Linked DNA regions of Homo sapiens: region 2 is linked to region 1. Evidence: read pairs that join two places in POLR2A ChIA-PET (ENCODE). Cell type or tissue: endothelial cell of umbilical vein. All regions are shown on one strand. Links, peaks and the distances in the headings refer to the core of each region. The heading gives the core; the rest is flanking DNA.

What was found. Peaks named below come from ENCODE experiments on the same cell type or tissue, not always from the same donor. Only the 100,000 strongest peaks of a DNase experiment are listed, where the experiment ranks them.
Region 2: POLR2A ChIA-PET joins it to region 1 with 8 read pairs; 1 of 35 experiments calls an interaction of 5 or more read pairs at or near these places.

The regions. Positions count from the first base shown.
Region 1 is chr21:45,587,298-45,594,766 of GRCh38, reverse strand. LOC107985485 (a long non-coding RNA gene) reads left to right here. Exons shown (of 2, transcript XR_001755092.2): 2 at 4,553-7,469. LINC01694 (long intergenic non-protein coding RNA 1694) reads right to left here and starts at 1,113. Exons shown (of 2, transcript NR_146912.1): 1 at 1,059-1,113. RefSeq lists silencers at 3,596-4,085, 4,096-4,245, 4,286-4,355 and an enhancer at 4,627-5,127. In endothelial cell of umbilical vein, for the core only: no CTCF peak of the experiment used is centred there; no DNase peak of the experiment used is centred there; H3K4me3 peaks cover 821 bases; H3K27me3 peaks cover 185 bases.
Region 2 is chr21:43,724,896-43,727,395 of GRCh38, reverse strand. All of the region lies in intron 1 of PDXK (pyridoxal kinase), which reads right to left. Among named protein-coding and RNA genes, the nearest start is that of PDXK, 7.0 kb to the right of the region's middle. RefSeq lists enhancers at 1-722, 2,306-2,465. In endothelial cell of umbilical vein, for the core only: no CTCF peak of the experiment used is centred there; a DNase peak (open chromatin) is centred at 1,315; H3K27ac peaks cover 1,405 bases.

The DNA of each region.
Region 1 (7,469 bases), core at 2,787-5,286:
AGGGAAGTGAATAAAGAGACGCATACATGGTAGAAAATAATGATAATGTGTCCGGCACGGGGGCTCACACCTGCAATTTCAGCACTTTAGGAGGCAGAGGCAGGAGGATCACTTGAGCCCAGGAGTTTGAGACCAGCCTGGGCAACACAGCAAGACGCTGTCTCTACCAAAAATTTTAAAAAATTAGACTGCATGGTTGTGTATGCCTGTAGTACTGGCTACTGGGGAGGCTGAGGTGGGAGGATTGGTAGAGCCTGGGAGTTGGAGACTGCAGTGACCTGTGACGGTGCCACTGCACTCCAGCCTGGGTGACAGAGCAAGACCCGAAAAAATGAAAAAGAAAATAATAACAATAGTGATTTCCAGAGTTTGACATGCAAGTAGAGTTAAAATACATAAGAACAACAGAACAAAGGGTGGGATGGAATAAAGGGGTGATGTAAATCTTTGGTGGTCTGGTAAGAGATAGCAGGAAGAATTTACACTGGACTTTAACATGGATAACTACTGAATGAACAGTAATTCATAACTGGCAGGCTAAGAGAGGATAAACATGGAATAAAAAATAATCGAAGCCACGAGGAGAAGAAGGAACAGGGAACAAGTAGGAAAAACAGAAAACAATTCATAATGCCAGAATTCAAACGCAGATAATGGAATCAAAACAAAAGAACCAGAAAGTTCAATTCAAAGATAAAGATACACTGGATCCTGCAGGAGACACACCCTCAATGTAAGGCCACAGAAAGATAAATGGAAAGGGAGGTCTGGAAAGCTGGGGTGGCTGCATTAACACCAAGCAGAGGAACCACGGGCAAGGAGCTCAGCAGACCAGGGTCAGCTGGTGGCATGGGGCCCAGCCCACGGGAAGATGCCAGCCTCAAACTACAGAAAACAAAGTTGCAGAGTCCAAGAAAGAAGAAGAGAAATCCACAATCATATAGAAAAATTTAAAACATCTCCTGGTCACCAATAAAGCATGTGTATTAGTCCCTTTTCATGCCGCTGACAAAGACATACCCGAGATTGGGAAGAAAAAAAGGTTTAATTGGACTTACAGTTCCACATGGCTGGGGAGGCCTCAGAATCATGGCGGCAGCAAGAGAAAATGAGGAAGAAGCAAAAGCAGAAACCCCTGATAGGCCCATCAGATCTCGTGAGATTTATTCACTCTGGCGAGAATAGCACAGGAAAGACCGGTCCCCGTGATTCAATTACCTCCCCCTGGGTCCCTCCCACAACACGTGGGAATTCTGGGAGATACAATTCAAGTTGGGATTTAGGTGGGGACACAGCCAAACCATATCAGCATGCAAGGAAAATACTAGCAAGAGTACGCAGTATTTGAATCAATCACCTCACTGATGTTTAAATCACTGCACGTGACAGGCGCATCCCAGGGCAGAGCAGCCGCCAGTGCTGAAATGACGGGGCCATGGGGTGATGGGACCGTGGGGCGACGGGGCTGTGGGGCGACGAGGCCGTGGGGCGACGGGGCCGTGGGGTGATGGGGCCGTGGAGTGATGGCGCCATGGGGCTTCTTGGGGGTACACCCTATGTAACTGGAGAGGATGAAGTGAAGTTACAAAGTCATTTACTTGGCCCATGCCCTATGGAGAGGATATTTCCTGTGGTAGCTGAAGTGTGAACTGCCTTATGCTCCCTGCCTCCAGACCCAATTTTCCTGCCTCAACAGGCGCAGGTTTCCCTGTCAGCCCGCTCTGCACTCCTGCACTCCTATCTGATCACCGGGTGTTATCTTTAAATCACTGTCAGATTTGTGTAGTGATTTCTGTAAGTTTAGATTTTTGCACCCTTGTTCCCAAGCAAAATTGGCTGATGATTTTCTTGTGCTGTTGACGGGGCCCCCGTTTGACCTCATCCAGACCCTATGGACGGGTGGCCATAGGCGGGCCACGGTTGACTGACGGAAATGTGGACGCATTGTTTTCCTCTATTTCAAGCACTGTCATCGTGAACATCCTTGTGCATGTGTGTGTTGTATGTCCACCTGGTGTATTGTGTGTGTGTTACCGAGAATTCTGTGTTCGGATGGATTTTTTAACCGACAAGATCCACAGAGCCAGAGCTCTGAACCAGCAATCTGGGTTCTTGTGACAGTGAGCAAAGAACTGCAAACACCAAAATGTAAGCTTAAAACAAGGTTGATTGAAATTTCCAGTAATACTGTCTCAGAGGGTGTGCAGGCTGATTTCTGAGAAGTGACATCAGCACCTGGTTACAGAGCTCAAGGTGCTTCTGTGGGGTGTGAGAAGTAGCTGAGGTTTGGGCTGAGTGACAGGCTGATGTCATTTGGCAGCTTATGGTGACACAGCTAAAATTAAACTGTGCATATTTTTACCCATAATTCATTAAGAAAAGCCCAGTGTGGGGGGGCCACATGTAAATGTTATTACAGTTTTAGGTCACTGGGCACATGCTGCTCTAGGGATTTCTACCTGTGCCCTGGTTTCCCCTTCCACAGGACATGCTGGCCACAGGTTTCACTTCAAACTCCGTCCCTCATGGTGGAGTTAGGGCGGGCTCGGGGCTGAACTTAGGTGGGCCAGGGGCTTAATGACAGCTTCTCTGTTCTCCTTTTTACCCTCTCCCAGCTGCTGATGTGTGTCTAACTACCTAACACGTCTATGTGGTGTGTTTTTTTGTGTGTGGGTGGTGTGCATGGTATGTGTGTCTATGTGGAGTGTTTTGTGTGTGTGGTTTGTGTGTGATTTGTGTGTCGACATGGAGTGTTTTGTGTGTGTGTGGTGTGCGTGGTGTGTGTGCCTATGTGGCATGTTGTGTGTGTGTGGTTTGTGCGTGAGTTGTGTGTCGATGTGGAGTGTTTTGTGTGTGTGGTGTGCGTGTTGTGTGTGTCTATGTGGCCTGTTGTGTGTGTGGCTGGTGCGTGATTTGTGCATATGGTGTGTTGTGTGTATGTATGTGTGCGTGGTTTGTGTGTCTATGTGGAGTGTGGGTGTGGTATGCATGGTGTGTATGTGGTGTGTTGTGGGTATGTATGCGTGTGTGTGGTTTGTGCATAGTGTGCATGGTTTGTGTGTCTATGAGGTGTGTGTGTGTGGTTTGTGTGTGGTGTATCTATGTGGCATCTTGTATGTGTGTGGTGTGTGTCTCTATGTGATGTGTTTTGTGTGTGTGGTGTGATGGTGTGTCTATGTGGCGTGGTGTATCTGTGTATCTGTGTGTATGTCTGTGGAGTGTTGCATGTGTGTGTGGTTTGTGCATGGTGTGTGTCTATGTGTAGTATGTATCTCTGTGTGTGTGTCCATATGGAGTGTTGTGTGTACCTGTGTATGTGTGTGTGTGCCTATGCGGAGTGGTATGTATCTGTGTGTGTGTCTTATGTGGAGTGGTGTGTATCTATGTGTGTGTCTATGTGGAGTGTTGTGTGTGTCTATGTGGAGTGTGTGTGGGTGTCCATATGGAGTGTTATGTGTATCTGTGTGTGTGTGTGTGTCCATATGGAGTGTTGTGTGTATCTCTGTGTGTGTGCCCACGCATGCAAGGGTTTCTCGGGCAGGGCCTGGGAGGCGCGTCCCAGGCTTGGTGCGCATCTGCCCCGGGGTCCCCACGCGGCCGGGCCCTATAACGACCTGGAAATGCTCCAGCGCCTCTTGCGCGGGCGGGACACCGGAATTTCCTAAATTTCAAGCCGGGCGCCGTCCCCTGCGCGAAACCCCCGCTCCCTGGGAGTGGAAGCCGCCGCCTCGCCCGCCGTGGGTGCCCAGGGGCTCCCTGCCGCCCCCGCCCCCGCCCCCGCCTCCGCCTCTCCCGCAGGCGCGCGCTTACCCAGCACCCAGCGCTCCCTGCACCCGGGCGGTGCTCAGGATGAAGCCTGACCGCCCCAGACCCTCTCGGGTCCTACCCCGCGACAGTGTCCCGTGCCAGGGCGACCTCCCCGGGGTCCCCCACAGAGCCATGGGAGAGGACCCCCGGGTTCGCCCTGGAGCAGGAGCCTGGGAGAGGGGCGGGCTCGAGGTGGAGGTGGGGGGCGGGGCGGGGTGTCTCAGGCTCTGCCCCGCCCCTCCTGCCTCAGCCCCGCCCCTCCTGCCTCAGCCCCGCCCCTCCTGCCTCAGCCCCGCCCCAGCCCCGCCCCTTCATGTCTCCGCCCCCATGCCTCCGCCCCGCCTCCTGTCTCCGCCCCGCCCCCCGTCCTGGGCCCTTTGCAGTCCTAGGTCGTCTGGGAGCTGCCGCTGACGCCGCCGACCAGAGCCTTCCCCTCGGCCCCAGCACCCTTCGAACTCCCGGGGCGGGCACGGAGCTCTGGACAGCCGCGTCCCCGCCCTCCCCGCCGGCTCCAGAGTGAGGCCTTCTGCGGGCAGCGGGCACTGGGCTTGGTCCAGAACCTCAGAGGCGGCCGGGGCCGAGATGGAGGGAAACCTGGGAGCGGGCGGCCGCGCGCTCTGCTGGGTCTGGGCTCGGCCGCGCGCCCTCCGGCCTCCTTCCCCCACTCGGAAGTCGCCCCCGGACCCGGAGCGGCCTCTGTGGTTCCGACTGGTCCAGGACGGTGAGACTCCTTCTCTCTCCCCAGCTTTCCTACCAGTGCGGGAAACGGAAGGAGGACTTTTTCTGGAAAATCAGTGTCTGCGCTTCCCACCGGGCGGGTTGGACCTGAAGACACGTCCGTCCCGCGGAGAATACGCGACACCGTGACCGACACGCGGCAGTCCTGCCTTAGAAGCGCGGCCGGGCCGGCGCGGGACCCGCAGCCTGGGGACCTTCCTCGCGCCCCAGAGGGGTCTGGGTGGAACGGGAAAATTAAAAATTAAAAAAAAAAAAAAAAACGGAAAGGCAAGAAAGGAAGAAGTCCGCTGGAGAACTCCGTGCGAAGGCCCCACTCCTACACGTCCCCGGCCTCAAGGGGAGACGAGGAAGAGAGCGGCCCAACCTGGGCCTGGGAGTATCGTGACCCATGTGTTTAAAGAACTAAAACGTGGCGTTAAAAATAAGTGGACGGGACACCATCAGAACTGTTTTTTTTGTTTGTTTTGTTTTTAGATGGAGTCTCACTCTGTCGCCAGGCTGGAGTGCAATGGCGCGATCTGGGCTCACTGCAACCTCCACCTCCTGGGTTCAAGTGATTCTCCTGCCTCAGCCTCCTGCACCCTCCTGTGTAGCTGGGATTACAGGCACGTGCCACCACGGCTGCCTAATTTTTGTATTTTTAGCAGAGATGGGGTTTCACCATGTTGGCCAGGCTGGTCTCGAACTGCTGACCTCAGTTGATCCACCCGCCACAGCCTCCCAAAGTTGGAATTAAAGGTGTGAGCCACCGCACCCTGCCACACTGTCAGAATTGAGGAGGCAGATATGAGAAACATCTTAGGAATAAAAAAGAATAAATGAATTTGAAAACAATGAATAGGCTAAGCAGCAAATTAGATGCAAATACATATAAAATTAGCGAACTGGAAGATATATTTGAAGAAGTCACCCAGAGTGCAACACAGACAAAGGGTGAAAAATAAGTTCTCTTTAGTGGTTAGCATTGTGATGGAGTAAAAAGGCCCCACGTGGCCTAACTGGGGCTCTAGGAGGAAAAAAAGTGGATTAAATGGGCCAAGGTAATAGGGAAGAGATGTGAATGGAAAGGCACCATTTCTCAGACTCTGAAGCTTCAGAGAATCTAAGCAGAGTGTGTTTGAAGAAAACCACATCTGGACACACCTGTTGTAACTGGAGATTCTCAAAGACAAAGATTATAAAAGCAACTGGAGAGAAGAATGAGTAACTGTTGAACGGCACTGAAACCAACACCTAAACAGCAATAGGGGAAGCCGTGAGAAGCAGAGGTCTCAAATACCTGGGAGGAAACAGCTTTCAACAAGAACTGTTCATCCCATGATATACCTTTCAAGAATGAGAGTAAAACAAAAGCATTTGTAGTTAAACAAAAACTAAGACTTCCACTTTGAGCCACGACAGAATAACTGGTCCAGATTTACTCTCTCACCTTAAACAACTAGAAAGAAGGACAAAATATATGCAAAAATGTCTTTTGAGACATGGGACAGCGGTCAGAATTGGGCAGCAGTTACTGAGAGAGGAGAAACTAATGAGGAGAGACCTTCCAGCCCCTGGCTACTGTCTGGAGAGGAGCTCCAGGCCAGAGCCTGAGAGGGGGTACCCAGATAAGGCGGGGTCTTGCTGCGGCAGAGACTGAGTTATAAGTTGGGGGAAGCCAAGGCAACCAGAATTTTCAGGGCTGAGTACAAGAGAAGAGGGAGCTACAGAGAGAGAAAGAGATGGGGAAGGAGAGAAAGAGATGGGGGAGGAGAGAAAGAGATGGGGTGAGAGAAGGCGAGAGGGAGACCCACCCAGAGAACTGTGGCTGAGCACTGATCTACGCATGCCTATGAAGAAATTACCTGAGGGGAAAAGAACCACTAGAAAGGAGGAGGCAGAACATCCGGAGGAGCTCGAACAGGGCTGGGATTGTTCGTGTTCCCACAAGCCAGAGTGGAAAGACCTCCTAATTCAAAGGGCATCGTGGAGGCTGCAGCAGGGTAGTGTGTCAGCAATGGGGCCAGATTAGCCCCAGGCTGAAGGACCCACACTAACGAGGCTTCTAAGCAATCCTCAAAAGGATTCCAACACAACCCAAGAATATTCAAAGTAATACCAAAAATTCAGCACCCACCCATGTACCTTTCACAATGTCTATACCATTCAATCAAAAACTATCACACATAGAAGCAGGAAAATATGATTCATACCCAGGGTCAAAATCCATCAATAGAAACAGACCCAGAGAAGACAGATACAATGGGATTTGTATACAAGAACAGTGAGGCAGTGCTAACTAGATTTCATATGCTCAAAAAGGTAGAAGAAGGCATGGGCGTGATGAAGAGGTTCTTTTTCAATGAACATAAAACAATTGCCAACATTCCTTAACAGCATATAAAATAGTGGTACATCTTAAAAGTGGTGCTACCTTAAATTTTTGGTGAAATGTGGTAACAGCATCTATTACAACCTGCCTGGTGTTTATCCCCCTTGGAATGTAACCATTACTTTAATTTATTTATCATTTTAGAATGAAGTTGGGAGCAAGAGGGAGTGGACTCTCATTCACTGACTTACTCATTCTGTTATCACATGCGTACTGAAAATTCAGAGTAAAACCTCGTACTGTGCAACCCAGAATTTACCAAGATGAGAATAATGAGATATATAAACCAATAACTCTACACAAAGTGCTGCAAGAGAAGATTAACATGAGACAGAAGGAGTTCAGAGGCGAGGAGAAGTCAAGGCTGGCCACACAGCAGAAGAGGAACTTTGGCTGGGCTTGGATGATGGGGCATTTGGACAAGTGAAGCAGTGGAGAATTTCTTTGAGGGACCTGGGCCTCCACCAGCCCTTTGTATGAATTAGAAAGGGACTTTTTCTCTGTTGCCCAACACTGCAGGTGCACTACTTGGGAAGTGAACGGCACCTTTGAA
Region 2 (2,500 bases), core at 1-2,500, 1.9 Mb after region 1:
CAAGGCGGCTGCTCTGTGGGCAGGAAGGGAGGCGCTGCCGGCCCCTCCTCGGCTGATTGCACGGTTTTTTGCTCAGCCCATCTTTGACAACTCCTTTCTTCCTTTCTCCTTGAGAAGTTCCCTCTGTTCTTATTCCTCAGCGTCACTCACTCTGTGAACTGGGCACGCAGGATTCCATTTCAAAAGCTCTGTGTGGGTGTGCACCCGCAGACACCAAGGCCAACAAGCCACAATGCCAATCAGCAGCCCCTGTGTCCCCGAAGCTGCCCGTTCTGCGGATCCGCCCCTCCCTTTCCAGGGAATGCCAGTCACACCAAGCCTCCTAGGAAGGAAGTCACTTACAGGAAAGACGGGGGGGCCGGCCAACACTGGGGCCTGCAGAGCAACACACCGCATACACACACATGCATGCCCATGACACACGCATGCATGCCCAGACATGTGCACACACGCCATGCACACATGCCCCATACACATGCATCCCACATGCACACATGCATGCCATGTACACACAAGCACACCCACATACACACACACCATGTACACACATGCACACCCACATACACACACAGTGTACACAAACACACCACGTACACACATGCACACCCACATACACACACACACATGCACCGATGTGGGCTAGAGCCAGAGGCAAGAGGGAAAAATAGATCAGAAAATGGGACCAATAGGCTGGGTGCAGTGGCTCATGCCTGTAATCCCAACACTTTGGGAGGCTGAGGTGGGTGGATTGCCTGAGGTCAGGAGTTCAAGACCAGCCTGGCCAACATGGTGAAACCCCGTCTCTACCAAAATACAAAAATTGGCCGGGCGCGGTGGCTCAGCCGTAATCCCAGCACTTTGGAAGGCCGAGGCGGGCAGATCCCGAGGTCAGGATATCGAGACCATCCTGGCTAACATGGTGAAACCCTGTCTCTACTAAAAATACAGAAAAATTTGCCTGGTGTGGTGGCGGGCGCCTGTAGTCCCAGCTACCTGGGAGGCTGAGGCAGGAGAATGGCGTGAACCTGGGAGGAGGAGGAGGCTGCAGTGAGCCAAGATCACGCCACTGCACTCCAGCCTGGGTGACAGAGTGAGACTCCGTCTCAAAAAAAAAAAAAAAAAAAAGAAAAAGAAAAAATGGAAAACGGGACCGATAAGTTCTTGTTTTTCTCCATGACAGCCAAACAAGAATAACAGAAACCTCAGTCCCAAACTAAGGGAGTCAGAAAAGCAAAAAACTAGCCAATTTTCTTCCTTCTTGGAGAAAGATGAAAGAAAAAGAAGAAATACCAGAAACAACACCTGTTTCCTGGATTGGGACACATTCTGGCTCAGACCCAGGGACTGGCAGAGGCCAGAGAGAGAGAGAGAGAGAGAGAGAGAATCCCAGCTAGACGGGAGGAAAGCCAGCTGCCCAGCATGGCCTGGAGAGCACGTGGGAACGTTCCGAGGACACTCAGAAGCGTCTCCAACATACAGCATCAGCATCACCTCTAAGGAAGTTAGTGCGGGCCACCGGAGGAAGGAAGGAGGCACACTTTTCACCACTGGCTCTTTTTCCTTTCCTTTTCTTTTTTTTTTGTTTTGAGCCTGAGTCTTGCTCTGTTGCAGGGGCTGGAGTGCAGTGGTGCAATCTTGGCTCACTGCAACCTCCACTTCCTGGGTTTAAGCAATCTCCTTCCTCACCCTCCTGAGTAGCTGGGATTACAGTAGTGTGCCACCACGCCCGGCTAATTTTTTGTATTTTTAGTAGAGATGGAGCTTCACCATGTTGGCCAGGCTGGTCTCGAACTCCTGACCTCAGGTGATCCACCCACCTCAGCCTCCCAAAGTGCTGGGATTATAGGCGTGAGCCACCGTGCCTGGCCCAGCGCTGGCTTTTTTGTACTGTTTGCAAATGCATGTCACCTTGAAAAATGTTAAGGCAAAAATGATGTCTTTTAAAAGGCAGGGTGGTATTCTTCCAGGATCTTATAGTGCAGTTCTGAAGGCAAAGAAGACTCTTTCTATCCTAGGAATTCTAAGAAAAAATGTAAAGATTTTTCAAAACACCAGGTGTTTTGTTTTGTTTTGAGACGAGAGTCTTGCTCTGTCGCCCGTGCTGGAGTGCAGTGGCGCGATCTCGGCTCACTGCAAGCTCCGCCTCCTGGGTTCACACCATTCTCCTGCCTCAGCCTCCCAAGCAGCTGAGACTACAGTCGCCCACCACCACGCCTGGCTAATTTTTTGTAATTTTAGTAGAGACGGGGTTTTACCGTGTTAGCCAGACTGGTCTCGATCTCCTGATCTTGTGATCCGCCTGCCTCAGCCTCCCAAAGTGCTGGGATTACAGGCGTGAGCCACTGCACCCAGCCAACACCAGGTGTTTTAACCATTTCCCCAAGAGAACCCTCCAGTGATGCCACATCTCTGAAGAAGAGGCCACTTTGCAGAGCAGGGGATTTTTTTTTTTTAAAAACAGGGTCTACCTAGTGCATCGGTATTCTCTGTCAACTTTCTG